Linked DNA regions of Homo sapiens: regions 2 and 3 are each linked to region 1. A link is an interaction called in ENCODE POLR2A ChIA-PET data of the cell type or tissue named here. Cell type or tissue: CD4-positive, alpha-beta T cell. All regions are shown on one strand.

Evidence for each region. Peaks named below come from ENCODE experiments on the same cell type or tissue, not always from the same donor. Only the 100,000 strongest peaks of a DNase experiment are listed, where the experiment ranks them.
Region 2: POLR2A ChIA-PET joins it to region 1 with 12 read pairs; 4 of 35 experiments call an interaction of 5 or more read pairs at or near these places.
Region 3: POLR2A ChIA-PET joins it to region 1 with 12 read pairs; 27 of 35 experiments call an interaction of 5 or more read pairs at or near these places.

The regions. Positions count from the first base shown.
Region 1 is chr6:42,388,320-42,392,319 of GRCh38, reverse strand. The region is part of intron 2 of TRERF1 (transcriptional regulating factor 1); the gene reads left to right. Among named protein-coding and RNA genes, the nearest start is that of TRERF1, 62 kb to the left of the region's middle. RefSeq lists an enhancer at 1,798-1,947. In CD4-positive, alpha-beta T cell, no CTCF peak of the experiment used is centred here; a DNase peak (open chromatin) is centred at 1,799; H3K4me3 peaks cover 1,458 bases; H3K27ac peaks cover 4,000 bases.
Region 2 is chr6:42,308,268-42,312,267 of GRCh38, reverse strand. The region is part of intron 3 of TRERF1 (transcriptional regulating factor 1); the gene reads left to right. Among named protein-coding and RNA genes, the nearest start is that of MRPS10, 92 kb to the right of the region's middle. In CD4-positive, alpha-beta T cell, a CTCF peak has its summit at 2,362 (motif pointing left); a DNase peak (open chromatin) is centred at 2,327.
Region 3 is chr6:42,442,796-42,446,795 of GRCh38, reverse strand. The region is part of intron 2 of TRERF1 (transcriptional regulating factor 1); the gene reads left to right. Among named protein-coding and RNA genes, the nearest start is that of TRERF1, 7.1 kb to the left of the region's middle. In CD4-positive, alpha-beta T cell, no CTCF peak of the experiment used is centred here; no DNase peak of the experiment used is centred here; H3K27ac peaks cover 587 bases.

The DNA.
Region 1 (4,000 bases):
TATAAATAAGGAAACTTAAAGATGTTAAGTGACTTGGTCATGATTGAGGCACATCCAGGATCAACTGCTTATTCATTCACTCATTCATTTCTTCATTCATTTAGCAGGCATCACACCCCTGCCATGTGCCAGGTGCTGCCCTGGCTGCCAGGATAGACAAAGCCAGCCCCTGCCCTCATGGAGCATTCCTTCCAATGAGCAAGACAGATAATAAGTATACGTGTACACATCTACTACAATGTCAGGTGTCGATGAGGTCTGCGAAGAAAATCAGTCATGGGAAGGAGATAGAGGCTGATGGGGTGAAGCTGGGCTTCAGCTGTTTGGATTCCAACTCTGGATGTCTTTCTCCCAGTTCCTGAGACACAGCCCAGCCTGACCCTGGCCAAGCACCTGGCACATACAGGCCTTCATCACATTTTAAGTTTTATTTTATTTTGGGAGCAAAGCTTTACTCTGTGGGGAGGATTCCAGAAGACACATCGAGAGCTCATGGTAAACTCAAATTAGGTAGAAATGTACATAGAACCCTCCAGCCCACTGCTCCATGTTCTGAGGGCCCACAGATGTTCTAGGCAGGTAGAGTAGGCGGGAAGGCTGAGGGTGAAGGTGGGGGCAGAAGAATGAGCTCTGTGGTGGCCAGCAGATGGGAGAGTATAGGCTCTTAGGATCCGAGGCCCACAGGACCAGCAGCTTCTTAGAGATCGTGTTCAAAGGGTACACGTGGATGCAGGAAGGCATGGGGGTGGTGGGTGTGGGCAGGAGGACTCCCTGAGGCCATCTGCTGAGACTGTTCACCAGAGGCTGGAGCCCAGCTTTTCATTCCCTGCCCTGTGACTTGTGCAATATCACCCTGTCTCCCAGAATTGTTCCCCCCGGCTGGGAAATAATGGCAGATGGGTGCAACAGTCTAGCTTAGGGACCTGTTGAAGGGCAGTCCTTAACCCTAGGCATTTAAGAGCCAGAGTAGATTATGAGGACAGGCTACTCTAACCCCCAAAACATCTTCTGGAAGATGGGACCTCCTGGTATCAGACAAAAAGTATTTTAGGGTTGCACTCTCCACCCACCATGCATTGCAGTCCAGTGTAGCTGAGCCAACATTTATTGAGCACCTGCTCCATGTTCGTTTGAGAAGATCTCGAAAAGCCCTGTTCTGGGAGATGGGAGAACTGGGATCCAATACCTGGTCTCCTGTGAGTAAATTAGCTTTGTGATAACAGCTCTTGGTCCTGGTGTCCTCTGTAACAGGAAGGGTCTGGCCAAATGGTGTCCATGTCCCCCTTTTGTTCTGACCTCTGTTCTAAGCTGGAGATAAGACAGGGTCCCACTCACAAAGCATTTCAGTCTTTCAGTTCCTTTTCCCAGTGGTGATCCCTCCCTGGAGTGCAGGGCTTGGGCAGGTGTTTGGAGAGGCCCTAGTAACCTGCAGAGCCGGCTCGTGTATTTCTTGGTCTGTGGGTGTCAAGTGTTTTTTCCCCTTGCCCCCAGCTGTAAGCCACTTGGTACTAACTAATGGTTAAGTGACCATTGCCCACACAGTGTGCTCCCCACAAAGTAAAGCTCGCCCACAACTGTTTTCCTAGCACCCCCACTGTTGACGGGAGCGGTGAAATTTTGGCTGTACTTTCCTGAGGGCCGGGCGGTTGTGATTTCTGTCTTTCGTACGGTCCTGTCTGTCTCAGAACAGTACAGAGCCTCCTCATCCTGGTCTCTCCGACGGCCTCCCACTGAAACCTTACAGTGATACCAGTGCGAACGCATAGGCTTCAAAAATAAAAAGTTACGAGGTGAGGAAGCAACAGGAAGTGGGGAAGCGAGTAGAACAAAGCTTGCGATATGTACTCAGAACGCTGTTGACCTTTTTTTTTCTTTTTAAAATCACATAGCTCTCTCAAATGGTTGGGTTAGAAGCTCTTGTTTGTTTTAAATGGTTGTGCCTCTTATGAGGCCTGTGGAGAGAATGAGTAGTGAGTGTGAAACAAGTTTGGGGAAGATGTGACTCCCCCTCCACACACACAGAACTTGGCAAAAGGTATGCAAATTCATGTCAGAGGCTGTTGATCCTTTCACTCTACTTTGCTTAATTAAAGGCTGGGAAAGTTATTTAAATTGTGCCTCTTGTATATCTTCGTTTGTAGGACTAGATTAGCTCTTGTACTCGAAGACGTGGGGAAAGTAGAATTCTCCCCCGACACTTTTTCTTTCTCTGCTTCTACCTCCGTTTTTCATTTCCACCTGATGACTTGAAGAAGGAGAGAGGCGATTCAATAATTAGTTTCCAGGATTGTAAAGGGCCCACGTATATTAACTTTAACAAAACCCCGTCAAGCTTAAAATGCCTCCTGTTGGGGAAGGCACATTTCACACATACAAGGGACAAGTCACTGGCTGGCCAGATGGAGAGAGAGATTGTTCCTTTAGACAACTAGCTTCTCATTTGAAGAGCAAACGTGGTCCTGAGAAATGAAGCTTCTGATAGGCACTCCCTCTTGGGATATTTTAGCTCACTTAACTCAGGTTGAGTTAGTTCTGTAGGGGCTTTGAGTGGGTTTGAGCTCACAATAATAGCTGTGCTAATGATAAGAGCTATGTGTTTGTGTGGGCTTCACCTGAATTGCCTCACTTTACCTTCCTATCAAGTGTTTGAAGTTGGGAGGGAAGGCATTATAGGTGCTTAATCAATGACGGCTGGATAATATTAATAATAAAAGAATGAAAACAGGAATGGTGAGCCCATGCTTACTGGGCACATTCTTTGGGGTTCAGAGGCTCCGTGCTGGGTCACTGGTCCAGTCTTATTTAACACTAAGGGATGCCAATGGAGAGATGGACAATGGGGACCTCCAGCAGTGACCCAAAGTGATGGAGCAGTGTCCTGCCTCTTAGTTCACTCTTGTCACAGCCTGCGTCTCTCACGTTGCCTTCACTGGCATCAGTTTCTGAGAGAGCTGGGCTTGGAGTGTGGTCTGTAGCCTGGCAATAGAATGTCTCTCTAGGGCCAGCTTTCCCTTGTCCAGGGCACATCCTGACCCGGAATCCTCCAGCTTTGCTGATAGATAGGCAGACTGGCCACTGACACACAGAGGTACCTCGCTTCTTGCCTGTGCCACAGCCTTACAGATTTCAGTGTCAACTGTATTCTACTGGAAGTGCACCAGGGAGTGGGCTATTTTAAAGAAAAGCTAATGGTTGTCTTGATTTTTTCTTTTTAAGTACCCCCTCTCTCCAATTCTATCTTATGTCCATGGTATTTTGTCTTTGTCATTCTCAGATTGTGTTTAAGGCCTGCTCTGAGTGTCTAGGTTCCAGTCTTGGTGGAAGGATTCAGTAACAGAGGCTGTTTTCACCTGCAAGACCCTGTAGGCACACAGTGCATCCAAACTGATCCACACTGGGGCCCATGACTTGGATACCTGCCTGCCTTCCTGTGGTTTCATTTCTGTTTTGTTTTGTTTTGTTTTTTTCTCTAATCTTGTTTGGTGGAGGCATGGAAGCCATAAGCTGGACTGTCTGCTAATTCAGTGAAGTTGTACACAATGAATGGAACACATAGAGCATGAGACTGAAACCATTTTTAAAAACCAAGCCGATTGCCTCTCATGGCTGTTTGACACTGCTGGGCTAATTCTGGGAGTTCTAATCAACTTACTAACGGAATCCTCACCTTCTGAAAAACCCAAGCCTTAGGTGTCTCTTACTCTGGCAGTGCCACCAAGCTGTTTAAAGGTGTTCTAGGTGGTGGTAACTGGCATTTTTCAGGTGGATGAAACTTGGGGGAATGTACAGAGAACTTTCAGGCAGATCTCGTGGCAGTCTGATTTTCAGCTTTCTATGGCAGCTGTACCAACTTGACTGTGGTTGGCGGCAACTGTGCGGACTTGATGCCAGGCCAGCCAGCACTGAGTTGAGACTGTGTAAGTGTGCTGAGCTCGTATTTTTCCTAGTCTTCTGGTTTTGAAGGTTGGGCACCATCTACCTGTGTAATAGATGATTAAAA
Region 2 (4,000 bases), 80 kb after region 1:
CTTGGAAGGAGTATGATAGGAAGGTTCCATTCAGACTGCTCTTCTCTGGTGGCTCTGGGGAAAAGGGCATGATGAGGGGAGATGCCCTTTTTTCCTCCTGTTAATCTGCCCTCATCCCTGACTCCCTTTCCTGCTGTCTTCTATCCAACCACACAGTACCCAGCTTAAAACCAAGGTGGATGGAAAAGGTTTCAAGTTGATCATGGAACTCAGAATGCATTTTTCTGTAGAAGTAGCTGGAATGCGATGCCTGGTCTCCCCATGATATGTCTGAAATAAAAGAGTAATAGCATTGGCCCAATAGATAATTTGTATTAATGTTGATGGTTTAATTAATGAATTATTAATAAGCCAGCACCCTCTCTTACTTGGAAGACGACAACAGCTTTCTCCACTCTTGTCCTCTTGTAGTTTGTTCTCCACGTGAAAAGTGAATCAGACCCCATCTCTCCTCTGCTCACAACCCTCCATGATCTCTTTTTTTTTTTTTTTTTTTTTTTTTGAGACGGAGTCTTGCTCAGTTGCCCAGGCTGGAGTGCAGTGGCACGATCTTGGCTCACTGCAACCTCTGCCTCCCAGGTTCACGCCATTCTCCTGTCTCAGCCTCCCGAGTAGCTAGGACTACAGACGCCCGCCACAACGCCCGGCTAATTTTTTTTGTATTTTTAGTAGAGACGGGGTTTCATCATGTTAGCCAGGATGGTCTCGATCTCCTGACCTTGTGATCCACCCACCTCGGCCTCCCAAAGTGCTGGGATTACAGGAGTGAGCCACCGCGCCCGGCCCCTCCATGATCTCATGCCTACAGCCTGGCCTCCTGCCTTGCTGACCGCACCTGCCGGCTCCCTCCACCAAGTTCATTCCACCAAAGAGTGGAAGGACACAGCTGCTGTGTCCTCTGCCTGGGACTCTCTTCCTTCCCTGAGTCACCTGGTTCAGCCAGTTCATTTAGGCCTATGCCCAGATGTCACCTTTTCAGGTGACCATGAATAGGCGCCACCCATGTTCATCACTCCTCTGACCCTTACCCTGCTTTATTTCCCTTCATAACATTCATCATACCTGCCATGACATTGCACACATGCCTGCTTACTTGTATATTGTTATTCTCCTCCACTAGACTATCTGCTCCACAAAGGCAGGGACCTTTTATTTGTTTCCTGCTGTGTTTCCAACACTAGAAGAGTACCCAACATATAGTAGGTGCTCAATAAATATTTATAAATAAATAGATGAATGCACAACTGAATGAGTGATATATCTCTACACCTAACCAACAGCAGATTGTGGTTTACATGCAGAATTTATCACACATTCCAAACATCAACGCCAAAAAGGAATTTCTTCCTTGCCTTGCCCTTGGGATTGGAAATGCAGGCACTTCATTTTAGTAATGAGTTTATAGATTATTCTGGAAACCAGAACTTCTTGTTCTGCATTTTTGGCAAAAATAGACACCTGCTTTCTTGGAGAGTAGCTTCTCAGAGTTCTGAAGGCTTCTTGGGGCTTGACAAATGGTTGGGGGTGGGTACTCTTTGGCCTCCTTAGCCTCCTGCTACCAGTTCTGCTGAGACTGGCAGTGTTCTCTTGATTACACTAGAGCAGGGTTTCTCCTACTAACGTTTTAGACCAGATCGTCCTTTGCTGGGGGCTGTCCCATGCCTTCCAGGGTGTTTAGCAGCATCCGTGGCCTCTACCCATTAGATACTAGAAGAACTCCCCCAACTGTGACAACCAACAATGTCTCTGGACATTGCCAAGTATCCCTCGAGGAGTAAAATCACTCCCTGTTGAGAACTACTGCTCCACCATGTACAGAAAGCCCCACCAACAACAAAGAATTATCCAACCCACAGTGTCACAAATGCCAAGGTTGAGCTACGCTGCTCTGAGAGCCCTGTCCAATAGGACTCTGCATTGAGGGAAATGTTCTATTTGGTGCTGTCTAATATGGTAGCTACTAGCCACATGTGGCTATTGAGCATCTTAAAATGTGTAGGCCGGGGCGTGGTGGCTCATGCCTATACTCCTAGCACTTTGGGAGGCCGAGGCAGGAGGATTGCCTGAGCCCAGAAGTTAGAGGCTGCAGTGAGCTGTGAGCAAGCCACTGCACTCCAGCCTGGGTGACAGAGTGAGGCCCCGTTTCTTAAAAAAGAAAAGAAAAGTAGTTAGTGCAACTGAAAAGCTGAGTTAAGTTTAATTTTAGGCTGGGTGCGGGGGCTTATGCTTGTAATCCCAGCACTTTGGGAGGCAAGACAGGCAGATTGCTTCAGCCTAGGAGTTGGAGACTAGCCTGGGCAACATGGCAGAAACCTGTCTCTGCTAAAGGAGACCCCTGGTGGCGCATGTTTGTAGTCCCAGGTTGAGGCGGGAGGATCACTTGAGCCCAGGAGGTTGAGGCTGCAGTGAGCCCTGATCATGCCACTGCACTCCAGCCTGGGTGACAGAGTGAGACCCTGTCTCAATAAATAAAACAAAATAATAAAATAAAGTAAATTTTTAAGTTTATTTTATTTTAAATTAATATTCATTTAAATATCCACTTACGGCTAGTAGCTGCCATATTGGACAGCACAGCTCTACAAAGGCCAGTGCTGCTCACACTTCAATGTGCATATGAATTATCTGGGGATAGCAAAGTCCAATTCAGCAAACTTGAGGTGAGGACTGAGAGTCTGTAAATTCCCAGGGATGCTAAGGCTTCAGGTCTAAAGACCACACCTTGGAGTAAGATGATCTAAGCCTGGGACATAAAGAGCATTTTGCACATATAACACAGAGATGAGATTCCTGCTGCCTGAAAGAGCTTGTTGAAGAACCAGTGGCATAGAGTAGGGAGAGAGAAAAAATATGGTCTGTGGAGTCAGACAGATACTGATTTGAATCCATTGTTAGCTCTGTGCCCTTTACTTCGCCTCTCTGAGCCTCCATCTCCTTATCTATAAAATAAAAGAGATCATTTCTACCTTGCAGTGTGATTCTGAGATAGTGCATTTAAAAACACCAAACCCAGTGCCTGGCAGATACTTGGCACTCAGTAGGTAAATAGTATCAGTCATTATGGATTCATCCAAAGTAAAGGCATTGTTTACACAAATCGACCCTGCCTTTTAGGCTGTGTTTGGGGACCACCCCTCTCAGAGTCACCCAGGTTGTTCTTTTAAAAAATAGGTCCCTGGGCCCAGCGCAGACCTAATGAGTTAAAGTCTCTAATGGTAGGGCCCAGGAAGCTTCTTTTAAAAAAAGAAAAAATATATATTAGGTAAAATTCACCAACATAAAATTAACCATCGGTCATTTTTTTTTTCACGTAAAAAATGTTTAACTTTTATTTTACATTCGGGGATGCATGTGAAGGTTTGTTACAGAGGTAAACTTATGTCATGGGAGTTTGTTATACAGATTATTTCATCACCCAGGAATTAAGCCCAGTACCCAGTTGTAATCTTTTCTGCTCCTCTCCCTCCTCCTGCCCTCCCCCCTCAAGTAGACCTCAGTGTCTGTTGTTTCCTTCTTTGTGTTCATAAGTTCTCATCATTTAGCTCCCACTTATAAGTAAGAACATGGGATATTTGGTTTTCTGTTCCTGCGTTAGCTTGCTGAGGACAGTGGCCTCCAGCTCCACCCATGTTCCTGCAAAAGACACGATCTCGTTCTTCTTTATGGCTGCACGGCCATTTTAAAGTATACAAGTCATTGGCGTTTCCTGCATTTACAATGTTGTGCAACCTCACCTAGGTCTAGTTCCAAGGCATTTTTGTCATCCCAGAAGGAAACCCTGTACCCACTCACCATTCTGCCCTCCCCAGCCCCTTGCAACCACTAACCTGCTTTCTGCTTCCATGCCTTGGCCTATTCTGGATGTTCCAGATAAAAGGAACCGTACACTATGTGACCTTTTGTGTTTGACGTCTTTCACTTAACACCCTGTTTTCGAGGTTCATCCATGTTGTTGCATGTATTAGTGTTTATTTCCTTTTTATTGGTGAATAATATTCCA
Region 3 (4,000 bases), 54 kb before region 1:
CCTAGCCTCAAGTGATCCGCCCACCTTGGCCTCCCAAAGTGCTGGGATGACAGGCGTGAGGCACCACACCCGGCTGCGGAACGAGGGTTTTTTTAATGCCATAAGCAGCCCTGGTTTCTTTCATACATGCGGCAGCTTCTTATTGAGGACTTACTATTTGCCAGGCACTGTGTTAAAGCTCCAGAAATATATTGATAATTGAAAGAGACATAATCATCTCCCTCTACCCATACCCCTACCCTTACCACTTCACTTACAGTCCAGAGGCAGACATGTAAAGAAATACAGCTTGCCAATTGTGATCAGTGCTCTGATGAAACCACAAGTCCAGTGACTTGGATGGATTTCATTAGAGTAGCCTGGAAAGGCCTCTCTGAGGTTTGGGGGTTGGGGGAGACAGCACATGAAGCAGAGGAGAGCCTGTGCAGAAGGACTTTGGTTTTGGAGAACTCAAAGAGGCACAGGTGGTCAAGGATGAAGGAGGGAGGGCAGCATGAGATGATTGTGCAGGACTCTCTGGGCTTTGAAAAGGTTTACATTTCATTTGAAGTGTAGTGGGAAGCCATTGAAAGTTTGGAGTGGGACTGGGCACGGTGGCTCACACCTGTAATCCTAGCACTTCGGGAGGCCGAAGCGGGTGGATAGCCTGAGGTCAGGAGTTCCAGACCAGCCTGGCCAAAATGGTGAAACACTGTCTTTACTAAAAATACAAAAATTAGGCTGCGTGGTGGCGGATGCCTGTGATCCCAGCTACTTGGGAGGCTGAGGCAGGAGAATCACTTGAGCCCAGGAGGTGAAGGTTGCAGTGAGTGGAGATCGTGCCACTGCACTCCAGCCTGGGTGACAGAGCGAGACTTCATCTCAAAAACAACAACAACAAAACAAACAAACAAAAGAAAGTTTGGAGTGGGAAGCGACAGCCCCTAATTCACGTTTTAAGAAGATTGCATTGGTGGAGAAGAGAGCAGAGAAAGGCAGAGCACAGTAAAGAGGCAGGTGGAGGAGGAGGCGAAGGAGGTGCATGGAGAGGAGTGGGTGGGTGTGAGATGCTCATTAGGAGTAGAATGGGCAGGGCTGCTGTGGGGTGGGGAGAAGCATCTAGAACTCCGAGGTTTCTGGCTTGTGCAGTTGAGTAGATGGTGGTGCTGTTTCCTGAGATGAAGAAAGATTGGGAGAGGGAGGCGGGCAGAATCAAGATATTTTAGTTGGGGCACCACTAAGTTTGAGGTGCCTATTAGACTCAAAGTGGAGATGTCAAGTAGGGTAATCTGATCTACCACCTAGCACGAGATAAAAATGTGGGAGCCATCGGCATGGAGAGAACATTTAAATGCAGGAGAGTGGACAGAATGCCCTAAGGAGCCCGTGGAGAGAGAAGAACAGGCAGTGTGAAGGAGGTGTGTGCTGTGTGTGTGTGTGTGTGTGTGTGTGTGTGTGTGTGTCTGTGTGTGTAGTGTTTCCTGAGGCTGATAAGGCCAGAAAAATCACCATTGGATTTGTTTCATCGTTTTTTGTTTTTTTTTTTTTTGAGATGGAGTCTTGCTCTGTTGTCCAGGCTGGAGTGCAGTGGCGTGATCTCAGCTCATGCAACCTCTGCCTCCCATGTTCAAGTGATTCTCTTGCCTTAGCCTCCCGAGTAGCTGGGACTACAGGCATGTGTCACCACGCCTGGCTGGTTTTTATATTTTTAGTAGAGACGGGGTTTCACCATGTTGGCCAGGCTGGTCTCAAACTCCTGACCTCAGGTGATCCACCTGCCTTGGCCTCCCCAAGTGCTGGATTACAGATGTGACCTACTGCACCAGGCCCTGAATTTGGCAAAATGGAATCTGTCTGTGACTTGTGAAGAACAGTTTCAGTGGAGTGAAGGGTTGGCTGGGACCACGACTGGAGAGAGTTGGGAGGGGATCGTGAGGGAGGAGCTGCGGACAGCCCGTGTAGTCAACTCTTTGGCAAAATTTGATGATGAAAGGCGAGGAGCAGAGAAACGGAGTGGGAGCTGGAAGGATGTGCACAAGGGAAAGAGGTTTTTTGGAAGTGTTGGTAATTTGTGTGCTGATGGGAAAGATCAGTGGAGAGGGAGTGACTGATCAAGAGAAACGAGTTGGGTCAGTTGAGCAAAAAGCCCTTGAGAAGGTCTGAGGGGAAGATCTGGCCTTTGTAAGGGGGTGGGGGATACTTCAGGAACTTGCTCCATCATGACAGGGAAGAAAAACTGATAAGGGGGCAGATGCTAAGGAGTGGGCAGGCAGGGGACTCTGTGGAGGACCGAGATGCTCTGCCTCCCCAGGCTGAGGCTGCCCTGTCCCTGGGAAGGAGTTTGGGCTTAGGACTTGATACCAGCCAGAGACTCAAGGGTTAAGACTGCATCAGAAATGGTACTGCATTTTTCTGAACATTTGACTGCGTTACTGAGCGGCACAGAGGAAAGAGTGAATTCTTTAGCTTGGAGAAAAGAGTCTTCAGTTAAAGTAATTTGGGCCTCACATTAAATTTATTTGAAAACTATGATTAGAAAAAGACTTCTGTGATTTTCAGCCCTGTTCAGAGTTGGTGGGTACTGTCATAGGTTTTGAGCAAGAAGCTCAAAAGAAAAAAAAGCAAAAAAAAAAAAAAAGCAAAGGCTGCCTGTTGTTTAGGTTGTCTTTCACAAAAAATATCCCATGGACTACCAGCCTCGGTGGTTCCCAGCCATGGGGTCTGCATGGGAGGTGGGTGGAAAAGGAGAGAGTCAGAGCTGGATTGAGATCCAGCTCTACACCAAGGCTCTGGACTAGTCGACCTCCGAGCCTCTCTACATCTGTAAAAAGAGGGCTGGTACCATCTTCACCTCTCCTCTTCAAGTTGTGAGAGGGAATCAGATCATGTATGGAAAGTGCGATGTCAACGGTAAGAGGCATAGAACAGAGGCAGCAGTGAGGCGACTTGATCTTCAGCCAGGTCTTCTTTTCAGATATAAAATCTGACAGCCAGCGAAACATTTCCCTTGTCCACTCCCACTGTTGTTCCCTACGTGTAGCTGCCTTCTATTTGGGGTTTTCAAGTTCTCTGTGATCCTTTAGCAAAACTGCTCTTCTTGTCGGAAGGCTGGCCTCAGAAATGCTGGCTGGGCAGTGCCAGTCAATACAGGTTCAAATTCTGATTCCATATTCAGAATCTGGGACCTGCCCACCCAAAGGGCCAAATAAACTTGGTTTGCTCCACAAAGAATCCTGTGAACTGGGTGCAGGAGAACCTTGAACCTACCCCAAGAAACCCGACTGAGGTTCTACAGTCTTAGCCGTCTTCATTTGCATTCAGTGTTTGTTTTGCAAATAAGGATTGTGCTATGAAGCTGAATCTACCTAAAAGCAGTCATTAGCCCTTAGTCTTACTGTGTATGCTGGAAAGTCAATTCTCATTTTAAAAAGATATCCAGTGCTTTTCACTAATCGGGCTCCTGGCCTCTGCCTAAGAAGGTGAAGCTTTATTTATTTATTTAAAAATGATCTTTATTATGAAAAAACTTTAAACATACACAAAAGCAGAGAGGCTAGTATAATGAACTCTCTTGTACTCATCACCTAGATTTAGCAATTATTGAGATTTTGCCACACCTGTGGATAATGGGGCTTCTTCTGTATTTGTATAATAAATATGTGTCGTTGATTTTGAAAAACAGTGGAACTGATAGCAATTTGGTTTCATAGAGAGAAGGAAGAAATCAACGAAAAATCAGAGAGAGAGGAAATGGAGGCCATCACTGAAATAACTCGCATTTTGTAGTTCCAAAGCCTCTTTGACATATCTTATTTGTGTTCTGCAACAACCAGAGAAGGTAGATATCCTCATTTTATAGCTGAGGAAACTGAGGCTCGAGAAGTAAAATTGGAAAATATAAATAAATGATCAACTAAGAGTCACCTGTTCAGCCAGCATCCAAAGCCCTGATTTAATGCCACAATTTGAATGGTTTCCAAATTTTGTGCACTCTGAAATAGATAATACTATACAGCATTAA